Linked DNA regions of Homo sapiens: region 2 is linked to region 1. The links are chromatin loops, found by intact Hi-C in ENCODE. Cell type or tissue: mammary epithelial cell. All regions are shown on one strand. Links, peaks and the distances in the headings refer to the core of each region. The heading gives the core; the rest is flanking DNA.

Evidence for each region. Hi-C counts contacts between places; a loop is a spot of excess contacts. Peaks named below come from ENCODE experiments on the same cell type or tissue, not always from the same donor. Only the 100,000 strongest peaks of a DNase experiment are listed, where the experiment ranks them.
Region 2: a loop joins it to region 1, with 7 times the contacts of the local background. A loop is called at or near these places in 1 of 110 quality-filtered maps.

The regions. Positions count from the first base shown.
Region 1 is chr15:42,928,382-42,941,490 of GRCh38, forward strand. It overlaps the pseudogene FDPSP4. Among named protein-coding and RNA genes, the nearest start is that of TTBK2, 14 kb to the left of the region's middle. In mammary epithelial cell, for the core only: no CTCF peak of the experiment used is centred there; DNase peaks (open chromatin) are centred at 4,680 and 6,730; H3K27ac peaks cover 333 bases.
Region 2 is chr15:43,201,193-43,209,192 of GRCh38, forward strand. EPB42 (erythrocyte membrane protein band 4.2) reads right to left here. Exons shown (of 13, transcript NM_001114134.2): 7 at 7,445-7,583; 8 at 7,038-7,141; 9 at 6,007-6,249; 10 at 5,138-5,437; 11 at 1,923-2,083; 12 at 652-785. Among named protein-coding and RNA genes, the nearest start is that of EPB42, 16 kb to the right of the region's middle. RefSeq lists a silencer at 3,099-3,393. In mammary epithelial cell, for the core only: CTCF peaks have their summits at 3,314 (motif pointing left) and 7,956; a DNase peak (open chromatin) is centred at 3,269.

The DNA.
Region 1 (13,109 bases), core at 2,593-10,592:
TTCTAGCCTTGCAGAAGGACAGTATACTTATTCCTCTTTTCTTTTTTTTTTTTAGACAGAGTTTTGCTCTTGTCGCCCAGGCTGGAGTGCAACCTCCTCGGCTCACTGCAACCTCCACTTCCTGGGTTCAAGCAATTCTCCTGCCTCAGTAGGAGGCAGTAGCTGGGATTATAGGTGCCCGCCACCAAGCTCAGCTAATTTTATTTGTATTTTTAGTAGAGATGGGGTTTCATCATGTTGGCCAGGCTAGTCTCAAAACTCCTGACCTCAGGTGATCCGCCCATCTCGGCCTCCCAAAGTGCTGGGATTACAGGTGTGAGCCACCTCGCCTGGCCTCCTGTTTTCTTAGTGAACTGAAACTTCGTTTTTTTGCTCACACAGATTTTGAAAAAATTCGTTGCTGGGAAAATAAAAACAACTGGAAAAAATAAAAATTTTAAACTTTGAATTCTAGTTGCATGTAATAGGAAGTTGAGAATGAACTCAAGTACATTTTATATATGATAAAGGTGACATCTCAGATAGTTCGGACAAAGATGGACCCTCTTAGAAATAGTGTCCAGAGAACCAGATTAGATGGTTAAAAATAATAATAAAATTGAACCACAAACAGGAATAAACTCCAAATGGATCAGAGATCTAAATATAAAAAGTGAAATCATACAAGTACTAGAAGAAAACATGGATGAATTCCTTTAAACCTGGGTGTGAGAAGAGGCTTTCTAATTATAATTCAACATCCAGATGTAATTTTTGAAAAGATTGAAAAATTTAACTACAAAACATTGAAAGAACTTTTATGGAATTAAAACTATAAAGTCAAAATCAGTGAGATAAAATATTTAAAATATATTTCACAGATAAAGAGCTAATATCTTGGATATATTAAAAATGCTTAAAAATCAAGGGAAAATAGAATTTAAAACAATAGAAAAATGGGCAAAAAATATAAGGTAGCTACTATACAGCTAAAATTATAAAGACTAACAGCATCCAATGTTTGTGAGGACGTGGAGCAACCAGAGCTCTCATACATTGTTGGTGGGAATGTAAATGGTACATTCATGTTGAAAAAAAGATCTGGACATTTCTTTCAAACTAAACATATATCTATCCTATGAATCAGCAGTTTGACTTCAAGATATGTACCCAAAAGAAATGAAAACATATTTTCACAAAAAGACTAACTCAAGAATGTTCAAAGTAGTTTTATTTATAATATCCCAAAATAGGAAACAGCTCAGGTCCGAAAGAGAACAGACTACAGACTGTACTATGTTCATAAGTGGAATATCACTCAACACTAAAAATAAACTAATACACAAAACAACATGGATGAATCTCAAAAACAATATGCTGAATGAAATAAACCTTGCCAAAGCATCATATTATATGATTCTATTTATGTGAGGAAGTCTTATGGAAAAGAGAACATACTGGATTATTCCAGTTATATAAAACTCTAGCACAAGACACACTAATCTATGATAGAAAAAAATCAGAACAATGGTTGCCTCTGAGTAGACAGGGGCTGGTATTAGCTGGTAAGAGTATAGAGAGTAATGATAATGTTCTATATCTTAATAGGGTTTTGGGTTACACAGGTGCCTGCATTTGTCAAAATTCCATGAATGTACACTTAAGATTTGTGCATTTCATTGAATGTACATTTTATATCAAAATTAAAAACTGGCCAGGCACAGTGGCTTACATGCCTTTCCCAGCACTTTGGGAGGTCAAGGCAGGAGCATTGCTTGGGCCCAAGAGTTCAAGACCAGCCTGGGCAATATAGTGAGAACCCTTCTCTACAAAAATAGAAACAAACTAGTTGGGTATAGTGGCATGCACCTGTAGTCCCAGCCACTTGGGAGGCTGAGGTGAGAGGATTGTGCCCAGATGATTGGGGCTGAAGTGAGGTGTGATCGCACCACTGCACTGCAGCCTGTGCAACAGAGTGAGACCCTGTCTCAAAAAAAAAAAAAAAAAAAGAAAAGAAAAAGAAAAAGAAAAAACCTGCAAAAAATATTGAGTTCTAGTTAATTATATGCATGCAAAATACATTGGGGGGCATATGTATTAATTATTGCAATTGACTTTGAATTTCCTCCCAAAAATAAGAGGGATTGATGAATGAATAGAGGGATGGATAGGTGGATAGATATACAATAAAGCAAGTATAGCAAATTATTATTGGTAGAATCTTGGTGGTGGTATATGGATGGTCACTATAAAGTTCTTTCAACTTTGCTGTATGTTTAAAAATATTCATAATAGACCAGTTTTGTGGCTTATGCCTGTAATCTCAGCACTTTGGGAGGCTATCATGGGAGGATCACTTGAGACCAGGAGTTCAAGACCAGCCTGGGCAACACAGTAAGACCCCATATCTACAAAAAATTTAAAAATAATAAAAAATTAGCCTTTCATAGTGTTGCATGCCTGTGGTCCTATCTACTTGGGAGGCGGAAGTGGGAGGATCACTTGAGCCCAGGAGTTCAAGGTTATAATGAGCTGTGCTTACACCACTGCACTTGAGCCTGGGCAACAGAGTAACACTCTGTCTATAAAAAAAGAAGAGAAAAGAAAATATTCATAATAAAATATTGGAAAAAAATATTTCACAACCATGTTAAGGAGCCATCTTGGAAACCAGTCCTCTGATCAACATCTACTTAGGATCCAGCAGGGCTGCAAATGCACGGAGTGTTCAGTTCTACCCAGGGCTGAGGGCAGTGCACACCACCTTTCTGTGCTGATGTAACAAATGAACACCAACCTAGTGGCTTAAACAACACAACATTTTTATCTTACAGCCTTGTTGGTCAGGAAGTCCAACATGGGTCTTACTGGGCTTAAATGAAGGAATTGGTAGGGCTGCCTTCCTTCTTAGAGGCACAAGGAGAGAATTTGATCCCTTGCCTTTTCCAGCTTCTAGAGGCTGCCCATATTCCCCAGCTGATGGCCCACTTTCTCCATCTTCAAAGTCAGCAGCAACAGTGGGCCAAGTCCTCATGGTACGTCTCTCTGACCCAGGCTTCTGCAAGCCTCTTCTCCTTTTAAGAATCCGTGTGATTAGCTGGGCGTGGTGGCTCACGCCTGTAATCCCAGCACTTTGGGAGGCCAAGGCCGGTGGATCATGAGGTCAGAAGTTTGAGACCAGCCTGACCAACATGGTGAAACTCCATCTCTAAAAATACAAAAATTAGCCAGGCCTGATGGTGCGCACCTGTAATCCCAGCTACTCAGGAGGCTGAGGCAGGAGAATTGCTTGAACCTGGGAGGCAGAGGTTGCCGTGAGCCGAGATTGCGCCACTGCCCTCCAGCCTGGGCGACAGAGCAAGACTCCATCTCAGAAAAAAAAAAAAAAAAAAAAAAATCCATGTGATTAATTTGGGCCCACTTGGATAATCCAGAAAACTCTCCATCTGAAGGTTTGCACACATAATCACATCTATAAAGTCCCTTTTGCCATGTAAGGTAAACATGTTCACAGGTTACAGGGTAGAACATGAACATCCTGTAGAGGCAAGTGGACATTGTTGTGTGCCTGCCAGAGGGAGCGTCAAAAAACAACATTCCTCCAGGAAGTAAAGCTTGAGTTCAACTCTTAAATTTTCTTGCATCTTTTAATTTGCATTCATAATATTATTCATTTATATATCCTTGCTTTTGTCATTTCTGCATTATTTATTTCTATGTTAGAACTTGGGGATTTCTTCAAGAAATGGCTGTAAATCTCCTATGGTTTGTGTTATCTTTGCTAAGAATTATAACAAAACATTTGAAAAATTCAAATCAGGCTTTGATATGGTTTGGCTCTGTGTCACCACCCAAATCTCACCTCAAACTGTAATCCCCATATCCCCACGTGTCAAGGGCGGGAGCAGGTGGGGGCAATTGGATCATGAGGATGGTTCCCACCATGCTGTTCTCGTGATAGTGAGTGAGTTCTCACGAGATCAGGTGGTTTTATAAGCATCTGGCATTTCCCCTGCTTGCACTCACTCTGTCCTCCCGCCTTGTGAAGAAGGTGCCTCCTGCTTCTCCTTTGCCTTCTGCCATGATTGTAAGTTTCCTGAGGCTTCCCCAGCAATGTGGAACTGTGAGTCAATTAAACTTCTTTCCTTTGTAAATTACCCAGTCTCAGGTATTTCTTCAGAGCAGTGTGAGAAGGGATTAATACAGGCTTATTTTGATGCTCCTTTAATTGTTGGTTTGACCTTGTGCCATTTCATACACTGGACACTAATTGTGTTGGTCTTTTGCAAATTATAAATCCCACTCTGCAGGAGCAAATTTATTAACTTTTACATGCCACCTAGCCTAGAGTCATGCACAGACAATAATTAGGAGAAAATAAAAATAAAAACTAGGCTGGGGGGCGGTGGCTCATGCCTGCAATCCCACTAGTTTGGGAGGCTGAGACAGACGGATCAATTGAGCTTAGGAGTTTGAGACCAGCTTGGGCAACATGGCAAAACCCCAGCTCTACAAAAAATACAAAAATTAACCAGGTATGGTGGTGCACGCCTGTAGTCCCAGCTACTTGGGAGGCTGAGGTGGGAGGATCTCTCGAGCCTGGAGGCAGAGGCTGCAGTGAGTCAAGATTGTGTCACTGCACTCCAGCCTGGGAGACAGATTGAGACTTGTCTCTAATAAATAAATAAATAGTAAACATAGGGATTTCCCTATCTTTCAACCATGTTAACTCACCTAAGCATTAATCCCTCATAGACCATAAAACTGAGTTTCAAAACAATAGTAGCTGCTGTTCAAAATATCTCCAGTATTTCTCTCTCTCTCATTTGATTCCAGCCCTAATTAGAATCAATGACTTTGATGGATGAAATCCACAAGGAAGTACATAGGAAGCAAGAAGCCAAGAGGGCAAGATTGGAACCTGGATAAAAGCCAACATTTAAAAGGAAGATGGAAGGACAGGATTGAGGAGAGGCCATTGGGTAGGACAGTCTGACCTGTGTGAAAAGTGTTCCTGCTGAGCTCCCAGATCCTCTTTCCTTGCCTCTTACTTCACTGTGTTTACTTTTACCCAGAGGCTCCTCCTGGAAGGATCTCAGAACATTTTGGGTTATTCTCAGCTACCCCTTGCCTATTCTTTCCTGACAGGAAAAATTCTAGTCCACTCCAACTACAAATGTCAGGAGGAGGATTTGGTAGACCATTTTCTTTTTTTTCTGATTTTATTTATTTGTTTGTTTAATAGAAAATATATTCATATAGTGCAACATTCTAAAGGTCAAAAGGTATTAAAAAGAGTATATTGTGAGGCAGGAGGACTGCTTGTGCCCAGGAGTTCGAGACCAGCCTGGGCAACATAGTGAGGCCTTGTCTCTACAAAAATTAAAATTAAAATAAAATTAACTAGACATAGTCCTAGATACTTGGGAGGCTGAGGTGGGAGGATTGCTTGAGCCTAAGAGGTCAAGGCTGCAGTGAGCTGTGATCATGTCACTGCACTCCAGCCTGGGCGACAGAGTGAGACCCTGTCTCGAAAAAAAAATATATATATATATTTATATTTATATATATAGTGAAGAGTAAGCCTCCTTTCCATCCACATCTCCCATGGATGTTCCCTGACTTTTATTACTGGTTTCTTATACATGGTATGGGAGCCAGAGATAACCTCCAACCTCTCTTTTAGCTCTTAGTGTGCTCTTCAGCTGGATCTAAAAACCACATTGACCTGTGGTTAACCAGAGAAAAGTATACAAATTTTATTAGTTTTACATGTGTATTGCCTCCAGCTCCGTCTCTGGTGATAAGGACTGTTTTCTCACCCTGGTGTAGAAAGGATCCCCTTCTCAGAAGAATCTTGATTTCTTGCTGCATGCAAAGTTCAAATGGTATTAAAACATTCAAACAAAAGGCATTAAAACATTCAAAAGGTATGAAAAGAGTATATTGTGAGGCAGGAGGGTCACTTGAGCCCAGGAGTTCAAGACCAGCCTGGGAAACATAGTGAGACGCCATCTCTACAAAAAATTTCAAAACTAGTCAGGCATGATGGTGTGCACCTGTATTCCCAACTACTTGGGAGGCTGAGGGGGGAGGATCCCTTGAGCCCAGAGTTCAAGGTTACAGTGAGCTATGATCTCACCACTGTACTCCAGCCTGGGTGACCTAGCAAAACCCTGTCTCTAAAAAAATAATAATAATAAGGCCGGGCACGGTGGCTCACGCATGTAATCCTAGCACTTTGGGAGGCTGAGGTGGGCAGATCACTTGAGGTCAGGAGTTCGAGACCAGCCTGGGCAACATAGTGAAACGCCGTCTCTACTAAAAAATACAAAACTTAGCTGGGCATGGTGGTGCGTGCCTGTAGTCCCAGCTTCTTAGGAGGCTGAGGCAGGAGAATCACTTGAACCCAGGAGGTGGAGGTTGCAGTGAGCTAAGATTGTGCCACTGCACTCCAGCCTGGGCGACAGAGTGAGATCCTGGTCTCAAAAATAAATAAATAAAATAAAAATAATAAAATGGGTAATTATTATTAACTAAAGTCCATAGTTTGTCCAAATATCCTTAGTTTTTACCTAGTGTCCTTTTTCTGTTCTGGGATCTCATCCAGGGTACCACCTCACATCTATGACTTGGCTATGACTTGGACAGCTTTGAGGAATATTGTTAAGTATGTTGTAGCTTGTCTCTCTATTGGAATGTGATGTTTTTCTTATTATTAGACTGGAGTTAAGGGTTTTAGGGAGGAAAACCACATAAAGTACCATTTCATCATATCATGTCAAGGTTACATACCATCAGCGTGATTCTATCACTACTGATATTTACCTTGCTCACCTGGTTGAGGTAATGTTTGTTAGGTTTCTTCACTGTAAAGTTTTTTTTTTTTTTTTTTTTCTCCGTTTCATATTGTATTCTTTAGAAGGAACTCACTGTAGTCCATACTTTGGCCAGGCGTGGTGGCTCTTAGGGAGGCCGAGGCGGGTGAATCGCTTGAGCTCAGGAGTTCGAGACCAGCCTGGGCAACTGGTAAAACCCTGACTGTACAAAAAAATACAAAAAATTAGCTGGGCATGGTGGCACACGCCTGCAGTTCCAGCTAATTGGGGGTCTGAGGTGGGAGGATCCCTTGAGCCCAGGAGGTTGAGGCTGCAGGACGTTGAGATAACGTCACTGTACTTCAGCCTGGGCAACAAAGTGAGACCCTGTCTTAAAAAAAAAAAAAAAAAGCTCATAACAGCTTTATTCCGAATGGCAAATTTAGAAACAACCCAGATGCCTATCAATAGGAGAGTGGGTAAATTATGTACTCACACAACTAGATACTAACTAGCAATAAGAAGAAAGACCTACTGGAACATACAACATGGATGAATCTCAAAGGTGAAAAACTTGAACACAAATAGATACTGTATGTTACCGTGGATGGGCTAAGTGAGTGCACATAGTGCACACTGAAGATTTCTGTGTTACATGTTAACAGCCACCAGAAAGCATCCATTACAGAAGAGGGACCAAAACAATCAAGTGTCAAAATAATGCTCAAACTAATGTTTTAGCACCCTTTGGAAGCTGGCACAATGGGTACACAAATGGACAGATGGGGGTTAAGCATGGGCCTAGTGGCATGGACCTCCACTCATCAAGACTGCCACCTTTGAACATCCAACCTGTCAGCCACAGAGACCAATGCTCTACGGATGTGGCACTATTTTTGTTTGTTTTTCTTTTTTTTGAGACAGAGTCTCACTCTTTCGCCCAGTCTGGAGTGCAGTGGCACGATTTCGGCTTACTGCAACCTCTGCTTCCTGGGTTCAAGTGATTTTCCTGCCTCAGCCTCCCGAGTAGCTAGGATTACAGGCACGTGCCACCATGCCTGGCTAATTTTTGTATTTTTAGTAGAGACGGGGTTTCGCCATGTTGGTCAGGCTGGTCTCAAACTCCTGACCTCAGGTGATCTGGCCACCTTGGCCTCCCAAAGTGCTGGGATTACCGGTGTGAGCCACCTCGCCCAGCCTGTGGCACTGTTTTTCAAAATCAACCAGCTACCTTGCAGCAACTTGACTACATTTTTTTTTTTTTTTTGAGACAGTCTCCTTCTGCCACCCAGGCTGGGGTGCAGTGGCACAATCATAGCTCATTGCAGCCTCAATCTCCCAGGCTCAAGCAATCCTCCTGCCTCAGCCTCCTGAATAGCTGGGACTACAGGTGTGTACCACCATACTTGGCTAATTATTTTTTTATTTTTAGTAAAGACAAGGTCTCACTATGTTGCCCAGGGTGGTCTCAAACTCCTGAGCTCAAGCAATCCTCCTGTCTTGGCCTCCCAAAGTGCTTGGATTAGACATGAGCCACTGTGCCTGGCCAGGATGTTTCTATCCTAGAAGAGTCACTGGTTCATTCTCATATGAACAGATACATATTCAGCATATGGGTTTGCCTTTCCTGCCCACAGAGCTTCAGGCAGCACCAGTGTCTGGGGGCTTGTCGAGTACCTGTTCTACAACATGGAATTCCACTCAGCATAGCATGTAACCAGGGAACCCATTTCACAGTAAGAAAGTGCTGCAGTGGGCCCCATGACTATGGGCTACCCTGGTTGTACTGCATACTGCACCACTCAGGAGCAGCTGAGCCAATACAATGTTGGAATGGCCTGCTGAAGGTACAGTGGAAGTGTCAGCTTTGAAGGTGGGTGCCATGCTCCAGGATGCATTGAATCAGAAACACTATCTAATCCATAATATTTTCATCAACCCAGTAAGAAACCCCATACCCATTAGCAGTCATCCCCTACTCCCCTGTCTTCCCAACCCCTGACAACCACTAATCTACTGTTTGTCTCTATGGATTTGTCTAATTCTGGACATTGGATATAAATGGAATCATACAATATATGGTCTTTTGTGACTGGCTTCTTTCACTGAGCATAATGTTTACAAGATTTACCCATGCTATGGCATGCATCAGAATGTCATTCCTTTTTATGGGTGCATAATATTCCATTGTATGGATAGGTATATTATTTATCCATTCATTGGTTGATGGACAATTGGGTAGTTTCCAGTTTTGGGCTATTATGAATAATGCTGCTATGCACATTTTTGTATAAGTTTTTTTTTGTGTGTGTGTGTGTGAAGATGTTTCAAATTCTCTTGAAATTTTAATTTGGGAGAAGAATTGCTAAGTCATCTGGTAACAGATCTTATCAGGAACTGCCCATCTGTTTTTTAAAGCAGCTGTACCATTTTATATCCTCACCAGTGATGTATAAGGGTTCCACTTTCTCCACATCCTTGCCAACACATTATTGCCCATCTTTTTGATTATAGCCATTCTGGTAGGTGTGAAGCAGTACATGAGTCTTCATTTAACATCATTAACCCTTGGGAACTGTGACTTTAAGCAAAATGATGTATAACAAAGCCAGTTTTACCATAGGCTAATTACTATAAACAAGAGTTAAGTTCGTATGGCACACTTCTCATCACAAAAACATCACCAAACTTCTTTTTTTTTTTTGAGACAGAGTTTCACTCTTGTTGCCGAGGCTGGAGTGCAGTGGCGTAATCTCGGCTCACTGCAACCTCAGCCTCCCGGGTTCAAGCGATTCTCCTGCCTCAGCCGCTTGAGTAGCTGGGATTAAGGCATGCGCCACCACGCCCAGCTAATTTGTATTTTTGGTAGAGATGGAGTTTCTCCATGTTGGTCAGGCCGGTCTCAAACTCCTGACCTCAGGTCATCCGCCCATCTCGGCCTCCCAAAGTGCTGGGATTACAGGCGTGAGCCACCGCGCCCGGCCCAAACTTCTAAATAAAGACGAAAACACTTCTAATATTAAACACTGAAATAAATGTGAACTATACATACATTTAAGAAAGATTGATAAAAACAAGTAAAATAATTATTTATCTGCTTATTCCAGCTCAGGGTCTCAGGTGTCCAGAGCCTATCCTGGCTGCAGCTCAGGGCACAGGGTGGGAACCACATTGTTTCACTATGTAGTCTATTTGCCTTTTTCCTCCTCTTTGGTGTTGTACTACTTTTTTTTTTTTTTTTTTTTTTTTGAGACGGAGTCTCGCTCTGTCGCCCAGGCTGGACTGCAGTGGTGCGATCTCGGCTCACTGCAAGCTCCGCCTCCTGGGTTCACGCCATTCTCCTGCCTCAGCCTCCCGAGTAGCCGGGACTACAAGCGCCAGCCACCACGCGCAGCTAATTTTTTGTATTTTTAGTAGAGACGGGGTTTCAACATATTAGCCAGGATGGTCTCGATCTCCTGACCTCGTGATCCGCAGGCCTTGGCCTCCCAAAGTGCTGGGATTACAGGCGTGAGCCACCGCGCCCGGCCTTGGTGGTGTACTTCTAGCAGTAAATTTTATACTTACATCTTTATGTAATATTCTCTTTCCTTAAATACTGTTGGTTTCTTAATACATGACCAATTTTGAAATTGCTTCTTACCCTGCTCCTTCTCTCTCACCATTTAGCCACTAGCTTTATCCTAGTGTCAATGTGTGTACTTGTTTTTGTTTTGTTTTGTTTTTGAGACGGAGTCTCGCTCTGTCGCCCAGGCTGGAGTGCAGTGGTGCGATCTCGGCTCACTGCAAGCTCCGCCTCCCGGGTTCACACCATTCTCCTGCCTCAGCCTCCCCAGTAGCTGGGACTACAGGCGCCCGCCACTACGCCTGGCTAATTTTTTGTATTTTTAGTAGAGACGGGGTTTCACCATGTTAGCCAGGATGGTCTCGATCTCCTGACCTCGTGATCCACCCGCCTCAGCCTCCCAAAGTGCTGGGATTACAGACGTGACCCACCGCGCCCGGCCACTTGTTTTTATTTCTTGATTTGTCACCTTCAAGTGATACCTTTTTATTTATTTTTAATTTTTTTTTAAGTTTACACAATAATTTATTGAGAGCCTCCTCTCCCCACCCTTGCAGTCTCTGGTCACATTTTACTTTTGTAGATTTTGCATGTCAGCCCTAGAAAGATGGCTGGGGACAGGGGAGCTGCGTACTGTTCAATGAGACCCATAATGTGGCTGTAACTGTCTTCCTATTATTGCAAGAACACGGCCGGCAGATCCAGCTCCTCATATACTGCCTTCACCTGGGCCACCTTCTTGGCCTCCTTCTGTCTGTAATTCTCCTTCAGGATCTGGTAGTGTTCCGGAGTGGCCCGTTGCAGACACTGAACCAGCAGCCAGCTGCATTTATTGTCCTGGATGTCAGTGCCAACTTTGCTGGTCACACTGGGGTCCCCAAAAGAGGTGAAGGTAATCATCCTGATCTGGAAGAACTCTCCCTCTCCCATCTCCAGCAGGATCTTCTTGGCATTGTCGTGCTCCTTCTCGCCATCAATGCCTGCCATGTACATGGCTGCAGCTACAGGAATGTAGAAGTAGAAACTGCCTTGTACTTGACAGTAGATTTGTACCTCTTTTCAGTGAATCTGCCAAGATCCGCATTGCCCTGGGGGGCTGTGATGAGGTCCAGGGTCTGCCCAATCTCAGTCTGATAGAAACTCTGCCGGAAGAGCTGGATCAGGTTCTGGCAATAGGGCTGCTCCCAGCAATAGAGCTTCAGCAGGCAGTAGATACATGCTTCCACAAGGATAGCATCACTGATGGCATCCAAACCCACGCCCGGCTTCTGAAACCAGCAGATCTGTTACCAGCGGTGAGCAATGAATCCGTGATGTCATTTGCCACCAGGAACAAAGCTTGCAGCAGTTCCACACACCAGCCCACAGTCAGGGCCCGCTGGAGACTCTCAGCATCATGTTTCCTTGGCTCCACCAGCTCCCAGAACGCTACTAGCACTGTCAAACCCCGGTGATACTTGCCTCCAATGGCATTGTACTACAGGATCTCCTTCAGCTGGGTGATAGCATCTCCTGTCTATGGGTGCCTCATCTCATCCCCAATGATCTGGGAGAAGTACTGAACGAAATCCTGCTTTTCTTGGACATAAACATCTGATCTCTGGTCTCCATTCATTCTGAGGGAGGAGCAAAGGGCTTTGTTCCTGGATGCGGGTTTCTGCCTGATACCTTTTTAATTCTGGCGAAAACCACTGATGTAATTAGTGAGCTTGTTTAACTTTCCACCCACTTGCCCTTTTTCTCCTATTTTTTGTTAGTTGTAATAATTCTACATCATTAGAGCATCCAATTTTGTCTCTCATCCCTCCATCTGTACAATTAAACATATGCAACACTCACCCCCAGACCTTATGCCAAGGCTTCTATAATCATTTACGATTGTCTGAAGCTTGCTCACTGGTAAATTTCTTAGGAAAGGCTCATGGGAAAAAATATTCCCTGAGTATTAGCATGCTCTGAACTATCTGTGTGGACTTTATGCTTGGATAGTTTGTCTGGATGTGAAAATCCTTTGGTGTTGACTCTTCTGGGTTTTTACAATGTTCTCTTTCAAAATGTGTTCAAGTTTTTTTTTTCCCCCAAGAAATTTTAACCTAATTATAGTTTTCCATTTGTGTTCTGTTCCATTGCTTTTTCTTTCTTCAGGGACTCCAATGAATATATATCAAATCTTCTTTATCCTAAATCCTTTTTTTCTCCTTCCCTGCCCCCTGCTTTTTTTTTTTTTTTTTTTTTTTTTGTCAGGGTGTCACTCTGTCACACAGGCTGGAGGGCAGTGGTGTGATGTCAGCTCACTGCAACCTTGACCTCCTTCTCAAGGGATCTTGCCACCTCCGCTTCCCAAGTAGCTGGGACTACAGGTGCGCCACAATGCCCAGGTCTTTCCAGCTTTTCCTTACTGTGCATTCCATTGGTAACTTTTCATTTTTGTCTTCCTTCTTAGTCTTCATTTCTATTTTTTCCCCAAATTTCGCTTGACTGATCTGGGTGACAGAGCGAGACTCCGACTCAAAACAAAAAACAGACAAAAACCGTTCTTTGCCTTCAGTGTTGCCCCTCACAGAATTTTTTTTTTTTTTTTTTTTTTTTTTTTTTTTTTTTTTGAGATGGAGTCTCACTCTGTTGCCAGGCTGGAGTGCAGTGGCACAATCTCAGCTCACTGCAATCTCCACCTCCCACATTCAAGTGACTCTCCCACCTCAGCCTCCTGAGTAGCTGGGACTACAGGTGCGCACCACCATGCCCAG
Region 2 (8,000 bases), core at 1-8,000, 270 kb after region 1:
GGAGGCACTCTGGGTGCCCATCTCTGTGGAGTGGAGTGGTAGAAAGTGGTGGGTGTACACGATGAAATATTATGTAGCAGAAGACATATGGGCATAAATCTTAACATAGTTCTGAGTGAAAAGTAAGAAAGCAATTAAATATAAATTTATATAAGTTAAAAGTACAGGCTCATGAAAGCAACAGTACACATTTTATACGTACGAATAAAAGGATATGAAGGATGGTGGTGAAAATGGGAATAAAAGGGAATAAATTAAACAAAATTGTATATTGTGGTGGTGACTACCAGAATGTAGCCCTCTGACCACAATGAAAGATAGCCTGTCCTCCCTTCATTACTCTCCAATACCCAGCCCTAATGCCCTCGCCTATATTCACAGCAACACCCAGGCTCTCCCTGCAGGATCAGGGCAGCAACCAGGGCAGGCGGGTGCCCAAGGGGCCCGCACAGCCTGCCTCACTCCCATCCTCCTGCAGATATGGTGGTCCTAGGATGAGGGAAGCCACTTGGTAGCCCTAATCCTTTAGTTTAGTTTCTAGGGGTATCTGCTGTCTGCATGGACATGGCAAAGAGAGAGTTTCTCTCTTGGGCCCTGCCTTTCTGACCCATTGAGACATTTCAGGGGGATGAGAAGCCTGCCATCACTTACCTGTAGCTCCTCTCTCTGTGAATGAGCCCCCTTCCCAGGATGGAGATCACACAGTCCTCCATGGGGGCATCTAGGGAGTTCTGGAGGCTGACTGAGGCTGTGAGGGGTTGATACTGCTCTGCTTTCTCTGGCATCTGTGGGAAGAGGCAATACCTGGTGTGGATGCCAAGGGCACAGCTGCAGTCACTCTCTCCTCCCATGCACCCCTGTACCCTCCTCAGTAAGTTTCCTCATCTCTGCCAAGCTGACTCAAACTTCACAGCTGATGTCTTCTACCGCTCTACCTGCTCTTCCTGCATTTATTCCCACCCTTGGTCCTTCACTGATGATTTCTGATGTCGCCTCTCCTCTATGCAGACCCCTTGGAGGGTTTCCCACTGTCTTGGGAATTCAGTTTACATTGTATTCAACGTTCTTCATGGTGTGTCCCCAAACCCCCTCTCCCACCTCACCTGTTCTTCCCATGACTAAGTGACATCCCAGCCCCGTCAGGGACTGTTCCATCCCCAGCACACGCCTCACGCTACCTTCCATTACACCTCTTTGCTGTCTTCTTCTGTCTTCAGTGGCCTTCCCCTACCTCTGTACTGAAAGGGTACCCATTTTTCAAGGCCCAGCATAGATGTCATCTCTTTCATAAGGTCATCCCCAAACCCACCAGCTGGAATTAATTCCCTTTGCTTCACTTATTCCATAGCAACTTTGTGCATCTATTAAAGCACTTATCTGGAAGACCAAATGTTGTGTCTCCCTAACTAAACTATAACCTGCTTGCGGGCAGGGATCAGATCTCATTCATTTTGGCCAGGGTAGACACATGGAAAGAGGGCTGGACCAAGAGCCATAAGCCTCTAGAACTTCCTGTTTTTATAATCTTGGGCATGTTGCTCTCTAGGGCTCACTTTTTTCATCTGAATAATGGGAACAGTTCTACCTCACAGGGCTTAGAAAGAAATAAAGGAGCTGAAAATCCTCTGGCATGTGTATGAGGTGCTAAATAAACATAGGCTATTATGATCCCTGTAGGTAGGAGGCAGTAACTGGGAAGGCCCCAATTTTAGAAACCTTTACTTAACTAAAGAAGTTGGAAGATTTAAACCTTAATAGGGCATGTAAGAAACTATGTCTTTCAAGGGAAGGAGCTCTTAAATGTAGCATTTTCTGGTAATCTTGCAGCACAGTCATCTGCTCTGAAGGGGCCTGGATTCCTTCTGAAATGGGGACCTGAGTGGTGGCAGACGAGGGCAACTCAGGGGAGGACTGGTGCCTACCTTGATGGCAAGGTGTGGTCTACAAATGGCAATGTCTTCCTGAGCAAAGCAGCTAAGGTTGGATTCAGAGTGTGTTGCCATGGCGGTGAGTCTAAGGAAGGTGTTCTCGGGTGGGTTTCGCTCAAAATTGGAGAAGAACAGGCCGATGGTTATTATCTTTTCTGAAACACATGACAGGTGGAGTCAGTGGCAACAGGTGTATGTACCCCAGAAACAGCCATAGTTACACACACAATACAAAGGACTCAGGGCCTCACTGAGGCCAGAAAGATGCACCATTTTCCCCAGCAATTGTACACTTGGAACTCACTCAAGACCTCACTCCTCACCCTCATCCCCATCACCAACCCCGACAATGCTCTTGGCAGACCACCTCAGTGGGGTTGGGAAAGGGTCCCCTGTGAACTGGAACAAGTTAAGCTCTTTCGGCCTCAGTGTCCTTGTCTAATAATGCCTACCTAGTGGGATGGTTTGTGTTGTTTGTAGGGTTTTTGTTTTGTTTTAGAGACAGGGTCTCGCTTTGTCACCTTACAGAAGAAATATCTACTCCTACTGTCACTACTGCTCAGGGGATGAGGTATCCCCCCTGCCTAAGTTGAATCCTCTGCTTTCTAAATCTGTGCCCCATCCTGACCCCATCACACTAGCTGTGTAACCCTGAGTAAATTAACGACCCTCTCTGTGTCTCATCTCCTCATCTGTAAAGTGGGGATAGCAATGGTTCTTGCCACAGAACGTGGTTGTGAGGGCTAACAAGATGATGCATATGATGCATATAAAGCACTTAACACCATTTTGGGCAAATAGTAAGTGCCTGATAAATGTGAGCTACAATTATTCTAGTTGTCTCATATCCCCAAGCATAGCACTATCAATTTTAACCCATCTCTCCTGAGGCTCCATTCTTTCCCTCTTGCCTGCTTATTTTCCTCAGCATAGAAGCAGGTTCAACTCTCTCCCTCTGCCCAGTGTCCCTGGCTGACTACTCCCCAGCCTCACCTTTTCCTGTCATGCCTCCAGGGAGGACTAGACAGTTTGTCTCACCTTCCCAACGCAATTGGCTTAACGCCCAGGAAGCTTCTCTGTAAGTCCACTCTCTTAATGGTGCTTTTCAGCCTTGACACCTCGTGCCCTTTCTGCTGACCTTGCTGGGTGCCCCCTTTCTTTGACTATTTGACCTCCCTTACTCTGCTTTTCCTCTGATCGCCCCCTAAATGCTGCTGCTGCTGCTGGGTTCCCTCCTCACCCTCTCATCTACTCACTGACCTCTCCCCACTGCCATGAGCTCATCTATGCCCTGACTCTTTGTTGGCCCCCCTGTGCTGGGATTTCCACGTCTGAGCTCCAGCCCAGAACTTTATCTTACCAAGGTCTCCTGCCACCTGCTGGCCAGCTCCACTTGCGTGTGTCACGGGCTTTCAGACACAATGTGCCACAACCAAATCCATCCTTTTTCTCCCCAAACTTGCTCCTCCCCATTTTTCCTATTCTAGTGACTCACCCAAACCAGAAGCACCCACCACACACATATACACATTCACACATTCACAAGCCCCATCTATCTCAACTCCTTAATATGTTTTAACTCTAAGTGCTGCTAGCTTAGTTTGGCCTTGATTTCTTGACTTGATGATTTACACAACCTTCTCATCTTCAATCCAGTGGTTCTCAAGACTGGATGCATGTTAGAATCAAGTGGGGAGCTTTACAAAACAATCCCAATGCCAGGCCACACCCCAAATCAGTTACATCAGACTCTGGCGATGAAGCCCAGACATCAGTATTTTTAAAAGTTCCCCAGATGATCGGAGTCTCTGAACCTACTCTGGCTCAGAAGGCTGCCCCCTCCGCCCCCCCCCCAAAAAAAAGTTCCCAAGATGACTCAATGTGCAGCTAAGGTTAAGAAGCACTCTTCTTATATGACCCCTTCCATTCCATTCTGCCAAAAGTTCTTTCTTGTTAAAATGAATTTCTGATTCCATTGACTACCCTGGTTGAAACCTTCCACCAGTTTTCCATTACCCAGAGAACAAAACTCAAACTCCTTAGCAAGAGAGACAAGACCCTGTGTCACCTGGGCCCTGTCCAGTTCTCACGCCACTCTCCCAACTCCACTCCTCCCATGCTTGGAAAGGGAAGAGTGATACAGAGACTGGAGGTGAGGTGACCGGTTAGAAGGCTGTTGCAATGCTGTAGACAAGCTCTCGTCAACTGATTCTCACACTTGTCTGCACATCGGAATTACTTCAGTTTTTAAAAATTCTGATGTGTTCCACCATGGAGTTTTTGTTTTTTTTCTTTTTGAGACGGAGTGTCACTGTGTCACCCAGGCTGGAGTGCAGTGGCATGATCTTGGCTCACTGCAACCTCTGCCTCCTGGGTTCAAGCGATTCTCCTGCCTCAGTCTCCCCAGTAGCTGGGATTACAGTTGTGTGCCACCAAGCCTGGCTAATTTTTGTATTTTTAGTAGAGTCGGGGTTTCACCATGTTGCCCAGGCTGATCTTGAACTCCTGACCTCAGGTGATCTGTCCACTTTGGCCTCCCAAAGTGCTGGGATTACAGGCATGAGCCACTGCGTCCAGCCCACCATAGAATCTGTCATTTAATTGGCCTGAGATGCAGGCTGAGCATCAAACTTCCCCCAGGTGATTCTAATGTGCAGCAAAATTTAAAAACAATTGTTCTGGTTCAGGGAATCTTAACTGTAGAATAACACAGGGTGTTAAAAAAAGAAAAAAACAATACCTGGACCCCATCTCAGACCAATTAAGAAAGAACCTCAGGGATGAGCAGGGCCCTTTGCACACGTTGCTCCTTCCGTCTGGAATGCCAAGACTTACTTTTCTGGCCATTACTCTCCTACTCATCCTTCCAGATTCCATGCAGTACAATTTATTTGGGGGCAGCTTATTCCAGCCTGGGGGGAGGTGCTCTCCTGCCACTGTACTCTGTTAAACTCAGCAAACACTTCTCACACTGCTACGAAGGGTCTGTTTACTTATCTGACTGCAGTTGGCATCGTGTTTTTTTCCTGCTTCAGGCCCAATAAATATGTGTTGAATGAATGAATGAGAGAGAACATGAGAGTGAGCAGCAGGGGCTCAAAGCCATCTCTAGAGACTGCAGGGGGTGCCCTGTGGCTGCTGCCTGCCCAAGGCAGGGGCCATGTGTGTGTGTGTGTCGGGGGGTGTCTGGTGGGGCCATAGAGCATTACCCAGGTTGGCACTGAGCGTGAGGTGCAGCTTCTTCCTCCAGAGCTTGGCAGCAAGGACACCGTTGTAGTGTACAGCCTGGACCCCAATTGCCAGCTGCACTGCCTTCTCCTGCTCACTGTGATTAACCAGCGTCACTGAGATCTGGGCATCCCCTCTCAGGGGTAGGGAGCTGGGTGCTTTCAAGAGCAGGTACAGAGGACTGGCAGTCTCGAGACTGGGAGGACGGATGCCGTTGTCTTTCTCACGTTCCATTTTCTCTTTCTCGACTCTCTCCAGCACCTCTTTTTCCTGAAGAGACCCTGGAGAAGGGAAGAAACAAAGCTGACCTTTTACCCGGGTGGTATAAATGCTTCTAATAAAACCCTGGGAATCAAAACCATTTACCCACTTCTGCTCAAATGCCAAAGTCACAAGAACTCAGCAAGCCTCTAAGGCCATATTTAGCCCAAAAATGTCTGTGTCAGGCAGCTCCACCACCGATACAGTGTGTCTCTTCCAAACCACTCAAGGACCAAGTTCTTTTTCAAGTGCTATGAATTCTCCCCTTGAATGATGAGAGAGCAAGGTTGGGGACAAGTCAACACTGTCTCTGAGGACAGTTTTGCAGGGAACTGAATTTTCCTATGTGAAAGAATTTAGACTTCCTCTGAGGGTCAGGAATGCTGCTAAATGTCCTAGGGTGCACAGCCTGTACAACAAAGACATATCTGGGCCCAAATGTCAATGGTGTCAAATGGGGTTGAGAAACCCTGTTTTATATGATGCGGAAAGGACAAGTCTCTTTCTGGCTGCATCTACCAGGCCCATCCCTTTCCCTCGCTTGCCGTTTCAGGTACCGAGAAGCCTGGGGCCCTTCCCTGGCCCGTACCTTCAGGATACTTGTAGTTCTGAGTGATGTCCTCGCAGCGGTCACTGCCCACACCCTTGGTGCTGATGTTGTTGCCAACATACTTTGTGTTGGAGTCAGTCAACTCCAGTGTCCCATCCTCACAGCACTTCCAGACCACACATGAGGCATTTATGGCAGCAAAAAGGTCTGACACTGCTGGGGTCAGCCCCAGCGTCCCCTCCTTGACTGCTCTGACCGGCACCAGATCACAGGACCCCAGGACTGAGGGAGAGAAAGGTTGGTGAGCATGGGAGCTGCGCCTAGACCTCTGCTCAGTTCAGAACTGCGTAACCTCAGTCCCCATCCTCTAGCCTATTTTCCCTCCACGAGGACCAAGGTCAGAGGTGAGCACTAGGCAGGGTTTCTGAGAGAGTCACAGAGGTGAAACTATTTAGTGATCAACTATTTAGTGATAAAACTTTTTGGTCATGGTCCCTGGCAGAAGCCCTCTCAGGAACTGGACAGGCAGAAGCTCAGAGGGTCATATTTAGCGTGAGGAGCTCTCAAGCCAGCTTTACTATGGATATGACAGGAATAGGGCTACCTTTCTTGAGCACTTACTAGGTGCCAGGCTCTGTGCCATTTCTGTTCCTGGGTGAGGAAGAGCTATCTTTTTGTGGGTCCTGAAGCTTCCTTTTCTGGGCTTGAGCCTATCCCGATGCCCTCTTCATCCGTGTCCAGAACCTCAGAACCTCTGCTGTAAGCCCCTGGCCTAGCACAGCCACTTGCCATCTTAAGATCCTCTGCCCTTCACTGTGACCCAACTCCCTCACCCACAGCTCTAAGGTGCCTCATCTACCTACAGCCTTGTAGCCGGGATAGCAGGCACCTCTATTCCCATGAGCCCACTGGCATCAGGTCAGCTTTCTGCTGGCTGCTGTCATGCCTCGTGCTTCTACTGTTTTCGAGGATGCAGACCCCCTTGGGACTGCCTGCTGCTCCCGAGTCCTCTCTGGGGACTTCAGCTCTGTGCAGCCCTGCGTGGTCCTGGACCCACCCCTAGGCTTTACCTCCACCTCCATTAGGAGCACTTGGGTGCAGAATCTGCCATCCATCATAACCCTGGGGCAAGGCAGGCCGCGTCATCCAGCACTCTGTGGAAGTCTGGAAGATCCTGAATGCAGCAAAGAGAAAAATTCAAGTGGGAAAGAAAACGAGTGCTGAAGAGGTTCTGGAAATGCAGCCTGGCAGAGCTGTTGTTGTTCCAGTGGGATGGGAGGTCACTGTGTCAAAGTGGCTGTGGCACTCCCAGGAAGGGGCGTGCACACCATCACTGACCATCAGCGCCGCCTCTAAGGGTCTTGAAAGCCTACTCTCCATGCCAGGGCCATGCAGGGGGTGGGGCTCCTGCAGAGGTGTGCTATGCAGGGTTGGAGCCCTTCCTGGACTGGAACCTCATCTCCCTTGGGCTTCTCACCAGATTCTGCCTCTCTGGCCTTCTCCGTTCTGAAGTCCCTCCTCATTATAGTATTCATCTATGAGAAGACGCCCACCGGTGCCCTGTGCTGAGGCAAACGTGGTCACCACGCGGGCAGGGATTCCCAGGCATCGCAGCACTGTGAGAAGAGGGGCGGAGTGTCAGGGGGCGCTTGAGAGACCGGGCTGGGGGCGTGTGGGAGGCTAGGATTTTCAGTGTCTCCTCTGGGCACTGAAAACTTGGAAAGAAGAGGAGTGCAGGAACCTAGAAGTGGCAGCCAAGAACAGGATGCATGAAGGCTGATCAATAAGGCACAGGTTCCACCGCATGCGGGGCATATACCAGGGGAGAAGGCAACAGAGCATAGAACACAGCGCTGCGGGGCTGCTCTGCTAGGGCAGGGTTAGGGAAGTAAGTGAATTTGGGAAAGGAGTTTGCAAATGAGCCCAACTTTGCTGAGGGGAAAAGCAGCAGAAGCTGGCGGGAGGAGCTGCCTGGGACAACTACTTCTGTGTGATGAGATGGGGAAATGCGGCCGCAGGGAGGCAGCACCTGC